Regions from separate parts of the Homo sapiens genome. Here all the other regions are linked to region 2. The links are chromatin contacts, found by Hi-C or POLR2A ChIA-PET in ENCODE. All regions are on one chromosome and are shown on one strand. The core of a region is the stretch at or near the end of the contact, and the rest is flanking DNA. Distances in the headings are between cores, read along the strand shown. Region 1 holds the start of MAP3K4-AS1 (MAP3K4 antisense RNA 1). Region 2 overlaps PRKN (parkin RBR E3 ubiquitin protein ligase). Region 3 overlaps PRKN (parkin RBR E3 ubiquitin protein ligase).

What was found. A loop is a pair of places that touch in the nucleus more often than their neighbours do. ChIA-PET counts read pairs that join two places held with the same protein, here RNA polymerase II (POLR2A). Pooled maps may share reads with other maps.
Region 1: a pooled map shows a loop between it and region 2 (2.5-fold over the local background). The contact joins the promoter of MAP3K4-AS1 here to the enhancer-like site in region 2. A Hi-C loop is called at or near these places in 3 of 50 pooled maps. POLR2A ChIA-PET finds 5 or more read pairs at or near these places in 2 of 52 experiments (Caco-2 and activated T-cell).
Region 3: a pooled map shows a loop between it and region 2 (2.2-fold over the local background). The contact joins two enhancer-like sites. A Hi-C loop is called at or near these places in 1 of 168 maps with a recorded cell type or tissue (heart left ventricle) and 4 of 50 pooled maps. POLR2A ChIA-PET finds 5 or more read pairs at or near these places in 1 of 52 experiments (activated naive CD4-positive, alpha-beta T cell).

The regions. Positions count from the first base shown.
Region 1 is chr6:160,990,103-160,994,273 of GRCh38, forward strand. It overlaps MAP3K4-AS1 (MAP3K4 antisense RNA 1), which reads right to left and starts at 2,240. Exons shown (of 1, transcript NR_174962.1): 1 at 216-2,240. It overlaps MAP3K4 (mitogen-activated protein kinase kinase kinase 4), which reads left to right and starts at 1,667. Exons shown (of 27, transcript NM_005922.4): 1 at 1,667-1,981. The coding sequence starts at 1,830. RefSeq lists enhancers at 1,103-1,162, 1,183-1,252, 1,205-2,074 and silencers at 1,343-1,672, 2,135-2,429, 2,343-2,472.
Region 2 is chr6:161,436,927-161,441,243 of GRCh38, forward strand. The region is part of intron 9 of PRKN (parkin RBR E3 ubiquitin protein ligase); the gene reads right to left. All of the region lies in intron 1 of LOC124901456 (a long non-coding RNA gene), which reads left to right. Among named protein-coding and RNA genes, the nearest start is that of AGPAT4, 170 kb to the left of the region's middle. Within about 2 kb of position 2,290, at least 13 of the 41 ENCODE cell types and tissues checked have a DNase peak (open chromatin) inside an H3K27ac peak, as active enhancers do.
Region 3 is chr6:161,920,514-161,924,662 of GRCh38, forward strand. All of the region lies in intron 6 of PRKN (parkin RBR E3 ubiquitin protein ligase), which reads right to left. Among named protein-coding and RNA genes, the nearest start is that of LNCR-SMAL, 310 kb to the right of the region's middle. Within about 2 kb of position 2,523, at least 4 of the 41 ENCODE cell types and tissues checked have a DNase peak (open chromatin) inside an H3K27ac peak, as active enhancers do.

The DNA.
Region 1 (4,171 bases), core at 990-3,489, 450 kb before region 2:
CATGATGCATTACTTGATTAGGTAAGTGTAAATTTACTTGGTTCCTGCTAAAATACATAGTATCCTCAAGTGGAAATTAAAACACAAGAACAAGCCACAGGTCTCCCGCATGCTGATTATATTTGCTAAGTGTTTTGTGACTTGGACACACGTGTCTGCATTATCAGCTAGCTTAAATTCGGTAGTCATACCAAAGAATACGTAGTACAATGCTGTTTAAAGAAGAGATTTATTTTATTATTTAACTTTTAAAGTCTCTAATATGCCTTCTAAGAAGGGTTCTGGCTCAGAAAATTGCAGAAGAAAATCGAGTAGAGAACTAGAATTACAGAAACCTAAGAAATACTTTTACTGAGCTTTCTTCACACAAGAAAATGCACGGAAATGAATTATACATGGATACCAATTTGTGATTTTTAAAAATTTGTAATTTTTTAAATTAAGATAAAAATTAGTTTATTTTTTTGAATACTTTTTTGTTTTGTTTTACCTCACCCTTTACTAAGCTGTTAGCTTGGTCTGTTGCGCTTACTGCTATATCCTCAGCATCTAGTACAGTTCCTGACACATATATGCACTTAATAAGTATTTGTCAAATGAATATTATTGAGTAAATAAGATGAAGGTCAATTCAGAAATTCAGCACTATCAGGCTATATACATAATACAGACTATTATAAAAAACTAGAATGGAGCAGTTCCTTTTAACGACGGAGAAATGTCAGTAACATACTTTGAGCACAATATAGCTAATTTCACAACTGGTCTTTAAATATAACATACCTATAATCAATTTAATGTTTTTCTTTGTTACCAGAGTTGTTCAAAACGTGCGTTTCACCTATCAAAGCTCAACTAAATGAGGTTTAAGAAATCTGCACATTTGAATGTACTTAATTTTAAAAGATTCTGGTTTTGGATTAACTCTGGATTTCACCCTATGGGAAATTTTGTAAATATTTCCAACTTAAAAAAAAACTGTGAAGCCCCAGCGCTAAGAGTAAACGATGCATTGGAATTTCAACAGGATTTCTGTAACTCTGAAATAATCTTTAGCATTTCTTCTTCCCCCCATCCCCTCAGTGTAGGAGCATTCCAGTCCAAGTTTCTGGGAGATCGCTATCGAATCTTATGACACTGGGGTGAGAAGTTTTGCCGGGTTGAAATGAGGGGGTCACTTTAATAATCTGGAATTCCGGAGACTTTATGTCAAGTCTTAAAAATTCGAGCCTGTGGAAGGCTGCGCTGTCAAGAGACCGGAGTTGCGAGCGTCTGGGTGACGTCCGTCCTCCTGGAAGGTGGGATCCGGGTGGCAGGTCCCTGGGCGGCGACTCCGGCCGGGCTCATAGCGTCGCGCCCGCCCCGCTCATCGGCCCTACCCAGCGTCCCTCCCAGACCGACGACCGCCTGGGAAGCCTCGAGCTCCCAGCCCGCTGCACAGCCCGGCTCCGCTCCACAGTCCCCCACTGCCACCGGCCGGGGCGACACCGGGCGAGCTGGCGAGACCCGGCTCCAGGACCGAATCGCGCCGACACTTGACGGCGCTCCCCGCCCCTCCCTGCCGCCGTCTCCGCCCCCGTCCGGTCGCATTCCGGCGCCCGCCGCCGCCGCCGCCACCGCCGCCGATCTGGGAGGCTTGTCCCTCGCCGCCCACCGTAGCCCCGGCGCTCGGCCGGTCGCCGTTTCCAAGATGGCCGCGGCGCGCACGGCTCCTGCGGCGGGGTAGAGGCGGAGGCGGAGTCGAGTCACTCCCGCACTTCGGGGCTCCGGTGCCCCGCGCCAGGCTGCAGCTTACTGCCCGCCGCGGCCATGCGGGGCTCCGTGCACGGATGAGAGAAGCCGCTGCCGCGCTGGTCCCTCCTCCCGCCTTTGCCGTCACGCCTGCCGCCGCCATGGAGGAGCCGCCGCCACCGCCGCCGCCGCCACCACCGCCACCGGAACCCGAGACCGAGTCAGAACCCGAGTGCTGCTTGGCGGCGAGGTGAGTGTGGCGGCCGCAGTCGGTCGCTCGCAGAAAGCGGGGCGGGTCCTGGCCCGAACTCGGTCGGGCCCGAGGGCCTCTGCTTCCCGCCAGGTGGGGAGGGAAGCATCCAGTCTCTGCAGGCTGGGGCGGGAGGGGCGCGGTGCATCCCTGGGTCCCAGGGGACCGCGTCTGAGTCTGTCCGGCGACTCCTCCCGGGGTTGCAGCTCCGCAGGGTTCCGCTCGAGCGTGTTGCCGGCTCCCCTTCCCTTGTAGACTCCCCCAGCTCACCCTCAACGTTGCGGGGGCTGGGAGCAGAGTGCGGCTGCCTCCCCTGCCGCTAGCTTCGGAAGAGTGGCCTCACTGAAGTGCCTCTCATCATTACTGAACGAAAGTGGTCCCTCCCCTCTGCCCTCATTCGAGTAAAAGAGACATTCGGAAATCGAGTGCGTACTGGCTATTTCCCCGCGTTCTCCTCCTCCTCTCCTTTTGCCCGCTCCAGAGAATGCCTGTCATCTCTTCCGTGAGAAATTGCACTTAGACTATGCAGACAGATACGTTGCTTTCCTGTTCTGAGGGCCCCTTACTGTCCTTTAGTGCTAGTATTGTGCAGATTGTTGCTCACACGTGCACAAAAGTAAGGATTCATTTGTCTAAAACTTTGCTACTGCAGGAAGCTCTAAGGTGGAACTTCGGTAACCAAAGCATTTGTTGCTTTTTCTTCCATACTCTATTAACTTATTTTTATGTCTTTATTTTTTTTTTAATTGAGAGAACAAACTCACCATAACTGAGAATTTCCCTCTTTTTACGTGCCTATGTTTGTATGTTCAAATGTCCTCTTACTCCCTGTCCTTTGCATCCCAGAGTAAACTTGCAAACTGCTGCCCCCTGTCCCCTGTAATGAAAATACCTCGGCAGCTCCTCTTGGCATCTTATGGTCTTGCTCTATGGTTCTAGGAATAAGGCAGTAAAGTGTCCTCTTTTTCCTGCTTAAAGAAAATTCACACCTGTAACTGTAGTTAGAACTGAACACAGGAGCCATATTCTTGCTTGTCATCATTCAGTTGGCCCAAACAAATTTGTTTTATTTTTATAAGCTGTGAAGAAATTAGTTGCCTCTTTTAATTCTGAGATAGTTCTGGGTACTTCTAAGGAACAACTTCTCTGAATAATGGTACAGGGTGTAATGAGAATTCCTTTGGTTCCTTTTGAATACATCTAGTATTTTTAGAAATTTTGTCAGAAAGTTTATTATAAATTTGTTAACGGATCAGTTTTCGAGCAATTTTGATACCTTTTTCTTTAAAATTAATAGTGAACACTTAACGGTTAAAATAGGCCATTGTCTTTATTTCTATTAACCCATTTAATCTTTTCAACAACTCTATGAGGTAGGTCCTGTTATACTCTCTTTTTGACAGATGAGGAAACTGAGGCACACAGTTTAAGTATCTTGTCCAGGGTTTCACAGCTGGTAATGAAGAAAGGTCTGGCTGCACAGCCCATGTCTTTAACCACCATGAAGAATTCATTATCCAAATGGGCGGATCAGAAATTAGAATTCTGTATAACCCTACTCCGGAAAGAAATGGACATGAGCATTCTTAGGTAAAAGCGAGAAGGGCAGAGAAATGAAAATGTGCTGCAAAAATGACTGCTGCTTCAGTGGTAAAAAAAAAAAAAAACTTGACTTTTCAGTCAGGCTTCTGTCTGTGTTATAATAAAAATAGGTCAGGATAATGGGTTTCATCCAACTGTAAGTGAACAGCAGTGTACGGAACAAGAAGATCTCAATATTTTTCTTAGCAACATTGCAGTTAATTTTACAATAGAAAAATCTGTAAAACAGATTACTTGACAAAGCTGTTGTTTTCTCTTTTTTATGTCCTCGTTGTCACCACCTGCTCTTCAATACATAGAACTGACCTCTGACAGAATTACTGTAGATCTTTGGTAAAAGATGTAGGGGGTCTATCCAGTTGTTCATTTGAACTTTTTTTTTTAACCATTTTAGAGGAGCTCAGTGTACGTGTTCAAAATGTGTGAAATGCCACCTCTTTTTTTTTTTTACAATTTTCTTTTTTATTTTATTTTCAATAGTTTTTGGGGTACAGGTGTTTTTTGGTTACATGGATAAGTTCTGTAGTGGTGATTTCTAAGATTTTGGTGCACCTGTCACCCAAGCAATGTACACTGTACCAAATATGT
Region 2 (4,317 bases), core at 1,040-3,539:
TTTACAAGCTTGGTAGCAGTGCCTATGAAAATAACAACTAGGATGCTTCTGTTACCATCACAGTCACCCCCATTATCCAAGGGGGATACGTTCCCAGACCCTCAGTGTATGCTGAAATCACGGGTAGTACCGACCCTATATATGCTGTTTTTTCCTACACATACATGCCTATTACGAAGCTTAACTTATAAATTAAGCAAAGTAAGACATTCACAACAGTGCTACAGCAGAGCAGGTATAATGGTGCGAGGACCACGACACAAGCTACGTGAATGTGGACTCCCGCTCTCTCTAAATATCTCATTGTCCTGCGCTCATCCTTCTTCTTGTGATCTATAGCTCTGCTATCCCAGATGGCTACTAAGTGACTTCTGGGCGCGTGGTGTCTACAGCGTGGAGATGCCAGACAAAGGGAGGATCCACATCCAGGTGGGAGGGTGTGAGATTTCATCGCACAACTCAGAACAGTGAGCAATTTAAAACTTAGGAAGTGTTGAGCTGGTATTTTCCATTTAATATCTTCGGGCCTCGGTTGACTGTGAGTACCAGAGACTGCAGGAATCGAAACCATGGATAAGCGGGGACTCCTGTATGCGCTTTGGCAGTGACTGGTGGCGTGGATGCCACAAGGCAGGGGAGCCTGGGCTAGGCTGGTTGCTGTCTGGAAAAGGGGCCCCCTTTGGCTTTTTACACAGGTATGGCCAAGGGATGTGACCTCACCTGAGCTGGGACAGGCTGTGTATAAAAACCAAGCATCATAATTCTGACATCGTATATTAATGTGTTCCTGAAAGGAATATTAAATAATGCCTTTCTCAAAGTAGTAACATTAGTGTATCTACTAAGCTCACCTAAGCAGGGCTAGTCTGTGACATGCAGAAAATAAGCATAACGTAGTCAAAGGCATATTTTGAAAGTGACCATTATGCAACTATTAAAATAAATAATACCTTTCCCCAAATAGGAACACTAGTATATCTACCAAAGGCAGGTTGCTGGTGACTACTTGATTGGTAAACATTTGTTTATTCTTCCCTTGTAATTGACACAGTAATTATATGAGCCCACATCTATCCTCATCCGTTTAAATACAGAGCTGGTGTGAGTCGTACTAAGTCAGGATGATGGTATGTGGGTCCGTGATGCTATATTCCATGGGTTAATATAATCTGCACATCATTTAACTAATCCACTGAGGGAGCTGGTCTGTCCCAGAAGTTTTGTTATTAAATGGAATAGTCAATGTTCTTGTTTTCTTACAAATTCACTTACAGGGAGAATTCTGTTAATTTTTTTTTTTTTTTTTTTTTGAGACAGAGTCTTGCTCTGTCTCCAGGCTGGATTGCAATGGCGTGATCTCGACTCACTGCAACCTCCGCCTCCTGGGTTCAAGTGATTCTCCTGCCTCAGCCTCCTGAGGAGCTAGAACTACAGGCACACACCACCACGCCCAGCTATTTTTTGTATTTTTAGTAGAGATGGGGTTTCACCATGTTGGCCAAGATGGTCTCTGTCTCTTGACCTCGTAATCCGCCCACCTTAGCCTCCCAAGGTGCTGGGATTACAGGCATCAGCCACTGCGCCCGGCTGAATTCTGTTAAATTTTACATACAGCATGTAGGGCAGAAGACATACTTTAAACTCATAGGTTTTCTTACTTTCACTCAGAAGGGAAGGGAAAACAGTACAATTCGGCGAAATAGGAAATCTAAATCTTTCAATGCATGGGTCATGTGGAAACCGAGAGAGAGAAGAAAATCGAAAAATAGATGATGGATGTTGTTAAGGAATTAGTAAACCGTTAAGTGCTCTATCATTATTAGATATTCGGGTGATCATCCCGCATGTAGCTATTTGACCAATGCTGCTTGTAAATTGGCTTAGGAAAATTAACATACATTTTATTAAACTGACGAGTATGCCTTTTACTGAAAGCAAGGAATAGACATAGCCATTTTGTTTAAGAAATATAAGCACATGAGAGGCTTAAAAAGGTAGGGGTTGTATGTTCTCAGCACTGCAGCTAAATTCTTAAATGGAAACTGTTCTTTTAGCAGTTTCAGAGTAGGCTATCTCAAGCTGATTGCTACAGACTCAAATTTTAAGTCGCATTTCTTTCAGAAACAGAAGGAAAGTCAATCTCACTTTCGAAAAGAGAAAGTAAGGTGACCCTTGTCATAGTAACATAATGCAGCAGGTCCCAGGTGTAACCCGGAGGAAAAGGCAGACAAGGTCCTGCGATGCCGCAGCTGAAAGGAAGCTGACGCCAACGGGCTTCTCAGAAGAACAATGACTCATTAGTCCCGGGCTCACGGCAGATGCGGTCTCCCAACAACTGGCCTCCCTCCAAAAACATGGAGGAAATCAAGAGGGCAGAGCCGGGAAGGAGGCTGCATCCCTCGCCTGATGGGGAGCACTCCTAGCAGGCACAGGGTAATCAGAAAAGTGCTTTGGAATCACAAAATGAAAAAACAAGTGTCAGCTGTGGGAGATGTAGAAATGCAAATAAGTACGAATGCAAATAGGCCGGATAAATGGCAGTGTGCAATCACCCAAAGCTCTGTTTACAACCCGAAGGCAGCTCCGTCTGTAATTATCTGGGCGCCATTAACTGCGTGGGAGCAGCTCTCAACGGGTACAAGAGAGATACCACCAGAAGTGAAATGTCCTCTCTCCCGTGATGAAGCCAGATCTCCGAGCGATTCCATCTACACTGAACTAAACCGGTTTGTGCCAAAGAGCTAGAAGTGTACCTTTGGTGAAACAAGGAAGCTAGATTTTTTTTTATTGCTTACTGCGCATCTGAACGTAATTCTTGCCATTAATTAAGAAAACAGATGATAAGAGATTTGGCTTCAATAAACATGTACTGAAAGCTACCACATCATTGAGTTTAATTATGCAAGCAATCTCGTGGGGCAGGTACTATGAGCTCAGATAGACTTGGTCAAGGTCGTCCCAGTAGAGCTGAGATTCGAGCATCAGTATTTTGGGCCTAGGTTTTTTTGTTTTTTGTTTTGTTTTGTTTTTTGTTTTTTTTTTTTGACGGAGTCTCACTCTGCCGCCCAGGCTGGAGTGCAGTGGCGCGATCTCGGCTCACTGCAAGCTCCACCTCCCGGGTTCATGCTACTCTCCTGCCTCAGCCTCCTGAGTAGCTGGGACTACAGGCGCCCACCACCACGCCCGGCTAATTTTTTTTGGTATTTTTAGTAGAGACGGGGTTTCACCGTGTTAGCCAGGATGCTCTCCATCTCCTGACCTCGTGATCCGCCCGTCTCGGCCTCCCAAAGTGCTGGGATTACAGGTGTGAGACACTGCGCCTGGCCTGGCCCTAAGTTTTTACCCTTCCCATTATGTCAGAAGTTCTCAGTTGACAATGTCTGGAGACATTTTTCACTGTCACACTACAGAGTGCCACTGGTGTCTAGCAGACAGAGGCCAGAGACTCTGCTAAACATCCTACAATGCAAAGAACAGTCCCCCTGACAAAGGATTATCCCACCCCAAATATCAAGAATGCTGACACGGAGGTTGAGAAGCCTGGCATTTCCCCATTGCTGCCTCTGGGAGGCTGCCTCTCGGGATAGATTGAATTGTTCTGCAAAGACATGGTCGGCAGACACAGAGGGTTCCCTCACCAGGGGTCTGGGAGTTGCTGGAAATGGATAAGAAAATCCTAGTTCTACCTCGCAGACAGGGAGGAAGTGAAGAGGTGAGGCAGTAAAAATTCATAACATATCTATCACAAATGCATTCTGAGATTGCTTGGATCTAAATTGCCCTTTCCAAACCCAAGAGATATTTCCAATGCCACCTGAAGGTCCTGAGAGCTCCCTGACATCATTCAGGACTGAAGGTAGAAAGTAGAATGGCCCTGGGTTTTCTGAGGGTTCTTTATTTGTCTTCGAGAATATTAAAGACCAGCATCTCTCCAGAATACAAATAAGAGTCTAATGTGATAAGAGGCTGAACTGAAGGTGTCCCTAGAAAATTTAAGACTAAAATGTCAGCTGAAAGACAAAGAGAAAGATGGGATTGTTCTTGCAAAATCTCATTGGTAAAGAGAGAGAGGATTTTCCTAACAAAAATGTTCTGAACTACAAGCATCTCAGAGGGATTTTTGAATTTTGGCCAGCTAAACACCATCAGGGGTTCTGGGGGGTTAGTCAAATAAAGTCAGAAAGGGCCTATCTGCGGCACAAAACACAGCACAGCCAAAGCTGTGGCCACCGCAGGAGGAGCAGGAGAGAACCTGGTGAGGAGCAAGAAAGAGCAGCTCAGCTCTGCGGAGAAGCATGGTGCTCAGCCATCACTGCT
Region 3 (4,149 bases), core at 1,273-3,772, 480 kb after region 2:
GGCGCAGTGGCTCATGCCGGTAATCCCAGCACTTTGGGAGGCCGAAGTGGATCACGAAGTCAAGAGATTGAGACCATCCTGGCCAACATGGTGAAACCCCGTCTCGTCTCTACTAAAAATACAAAAATTAGCTGGGTGTGGTGGTGTGTGCCTGTAATCCCAGCTACTCCGGAGGCTGAGGCAGGAGAATCGCTTGAACCCAGGAGGCGGAGGTTGCAGTGAGCCAAGATAGCGCCACTGCACTCCAGCCTGGCAACAGAGTGAGACTGTCTAAAAAAAAAAAAAAAGAAACGTACCCCTGAATAGGACACTTACTGTGAATGGAGCTTACAGTACTCCAAGTTGCTCTCCTGATTCAGTGAGTGAGTGAATGTGAAGGCCTAGGACATTATTGTATACCACTGTAGACGTTATGAACACTGTACATCTAGGTTACACTAAATGTATACAACAAAGTTCCTCAATAATAAACTGACCTTGGCTTACTGTAACTTTCTGACTTTATACACTTCTTAATTTTTAAAACTCTGACACTTGTAATAACACTTAGCTTAAACCACAAACACATTGTACAGCCATATAAATATATTTTCTTCCTTTATATCTGTATTCTATATGCTTTTTTTCTGTTTCTAAATTTGTAAAACTTTTTAAACTTTTTGTTGAAAACTAAGACACTGACACACACATTAGCCTAACAGGGTCAGGATCATCCATATCACCATCTTCCACCCCCATATATTGTCCCACTGGAAGGTCTTCAGGGGCAATGACATGCATGGACCTGTCATTTCCTATAACAATGCCTTCTTCTGGAAATCCTCCTGAAGATCCTGCCTGAGACTGCTTTACCGTTAACTTATTTATAAGTAGGAGTATACTCTAAAATAGCAATAAAAAGTATACAATATACATAAACCAGTAACATAATTATTCATGACCATTATCAAGTATTATGTACTGTACTTCATATGTGCTATACTTTTATATGACTGGCAGCACAGTTTTGTTTACACCAGCACCACCACAAACATGAATAATGCCTTGAGCTACTACATTGCAACAGCTACAGTGTCACTAGGCGATAGGAATTTTTCAGCTCCACTATAATTGTATGGGACCACCATCCTGTGTCTGTCATGGACTGAAGTGTCATTGTCATTATACAACACCTTACTGCACTCAAATGACCTCCTGCTTCACCCGTAAAGGAAAATCATCATCAGTGTAGCCTGTAGCTATAGGATGGTGAAGTTCACTAACTTGCCAGCCAGTCACTGTGTTGAAATTTGGTAGAACGTCATCCTCTGAGCCACTCCTAAATCTTAGTGGGAACACAAGTAGCACAGGATAGGCTGACAACTGAAGTGAAAGCAGATAGAAGGAACTTTTCAACCTCTCTTGTAGAACAACATTTCAATTACCAGAGAAAGTGGATTCTCTGGGATGCTACAAGGCAGATGTCAGCCTCAATTGGTTAAATCTGAGAAACATTGACTGAATTTCTCAAAAACAACAGGGAATCCTGCATCTAATTCCAATTCATGTTTAAAAAGCCCAGAAAATTAAGTTACATACAATAAGGCAAGTAATACATTATTACCATTTTGTTGCCACTCAGGATTCAAACAAAAGAGACTCCAATAAACCCCCTGTTGTCAAATGCAGAAGATGAAATTGGCAGAGTGTCAACTTCTACAGAAGGCCTCACTTCTCTTCCTTGTTCTAGCTATTTCCTGCTTGTCTTTTAAAATTCCTATTACGTCTTATGGTTTTGAAAAATATTTTCCTGACCCCTCAGTGTGTCCCCACTTTCAGCCACCTTACTTACAGTCTGATTCAGAGGTTCCATTGTTTTGCCCTGGTATGCAAAATGGATGTCTATCATTTCTCACATTGCATGCAAACAAATATTAGTTTACTTTTTTCTCTCATATTAGAAATCTGTTAAGGGAAGGGGGAAATACATATGTGTGTGTATATATACTTATATTTGTACACGTGCACATACATATAAGTAAATTTGCTTAATTACCTAGGTGCTGAACCAGAATTTCATAAATTATTTGTGGGGATATAATATAAGTACATGAGGTAATTCCTACATGAAATGGAGTAACTAACATAGGTCAGCATTAAGTTGCCATTAAAAAGTTCCAAAGTATGCATTACTCATGTTTGGATACCATGTAACCTGTAATGAGATCTGAATTCTGGAAATACAGGCAATGATTACAGGAGTCTAAGAATAAAGAAGCCAGCATAAGCCTAAAAAATAAAGAGAAGGTTTTGGAGAAGTTGGAGTTTTGTTTTTAATTTTCATACATCTTGGATTTTATAGCAAACTCAATTAACTAATTAAAAATTAGACTCAATTAACTCATAAAAAATGCATGTTCTTATGCTGTGATCATATTTCACAATTGCAGTTTAAACAAAACCATGACTCACTATGCTGACGTTATGTCCTGGTGCTGCCACCTATGGACACCAGGTCACAGCTCCCTCCAGGCTGGCAGGCATCTTGCAGCATGGCTGGAGGATCCTCCCATGTGGCCTCCCTGTTCCTGATCTCAGCAGCTTGTTTCCCACACCTTCAAGTGTACATTTCCTCAGGTCACTCCATAGCATACAATCCTCCACTGAGTGAATCCCCATCACACATATAAAGTAGATTCTGCAGTTGGGGGCCAGTGCCGGGGCTCATGCCTATAATCCCAGCACTTTGGGAGGCTAAGTGGGGCAGATCACCTGAGGTCAGGAGTTTGAGACCAGCCTGGCCAACACAGTGAAACCCTGTCTCTACTAAAAATACAAAAATTAACTGGGCATGGTGGCACACGCCTGTAGTCCCAGCTACCAGGGAGGCTGAGGTGGAAAAATTGCTTGAACCCGGGAGGTGGAGGCTGCAGTGAGCTCTGATCACACCCTGCCTCAATAAATAAATAAATAAAATAAAGTAGATTCCTCCTCCTCTTCTTTTTATTTGCAAAATATTGCAAACTCATAAAAAGTTATTAAAATTGTACAAAAAACTGTTCTTCACCTAGGTTAACCACTTGTTATCAATTTTGTGAGATTTCCTCTTTCTGTCTCTACTTACATATAATGAATATAACATAGTTATTACTATATGTATAACTGTATTGTTATTGTTGCTATGTAGCGTCTGAGTTCTTAGAGAGTAATTTGCAAACATCACGATCCTTTACCCCCTAATTGTTTAGTGCCTCCTAAGGAGGAGGACACTGTTAGGTAACTGCAGTACAATCACGAAGTTCAGCTGGTGCAGATTCTGAATGGAACTTGCGAGACCCTTCAGAACGTGGCCCACCTGGCTTCCTCTTTCCCTGTCTGCCTGGTACTCTTTGTACTTTGCCTAGGAAAGAAACGGCCATTCCTTGCTATCCTCCATTGCTTTGTACACACAGCCCCTGCCTTTCAAGCATTTTTCCCATTCTCTTTCCTCAGCTGAGTTCACTATTGTTTCTGTGTCTGGACTTGAATCCAGGCTCTGGCGCTTCGTAGTTATGGGACAATGGGGAAGTTACTTAACCTCTCTGGGGCTCAGATTCCTCGTCTGTGAAATGGGATTAGAAAAAGAAACTGTCTCCTGGGATTTATTGTGGGGTTAAAGTCAGATATTTTAGGTCAAGAGCTAAAGAATACCTAGGAAAAAGTAAGCATTCAAAATCTACTTACTGCCCCTATCACACTACCATCATCACCAATCACTTCTCGGGCCTCATCTTTAACCTCACACACTCCAGGAAGGCCTCACTGATCCTCAAATATGAATCCAATGGCCCAGACTGTGTGCTTAGGTACCCTGCATTAAAATGACCTACTATAATTTACTGGAAGTATTTTCTATTTGTTTCCTCCTAGTTTGCGTTTAATGTCTTTTCCACAGTGACTAAGTCTGACTTGGTCAATTTTGAAAGGCTAGTATTCAGCATAGTGCCTGACACACAGCAAGATTTTAATAACTACTCACTGAATCTATAAATGAATTTCAGTAATTCAGAATTCAGAATGAATTTCAGAGTCTAATGGCCGAAATAATTTTCCCAAACTCGGCTGACAATTGATTTTTCAGGGGAAGTCCAGATAGGTTAAGAGCAGAAAAGGTGACTCATTCTTCAGGGG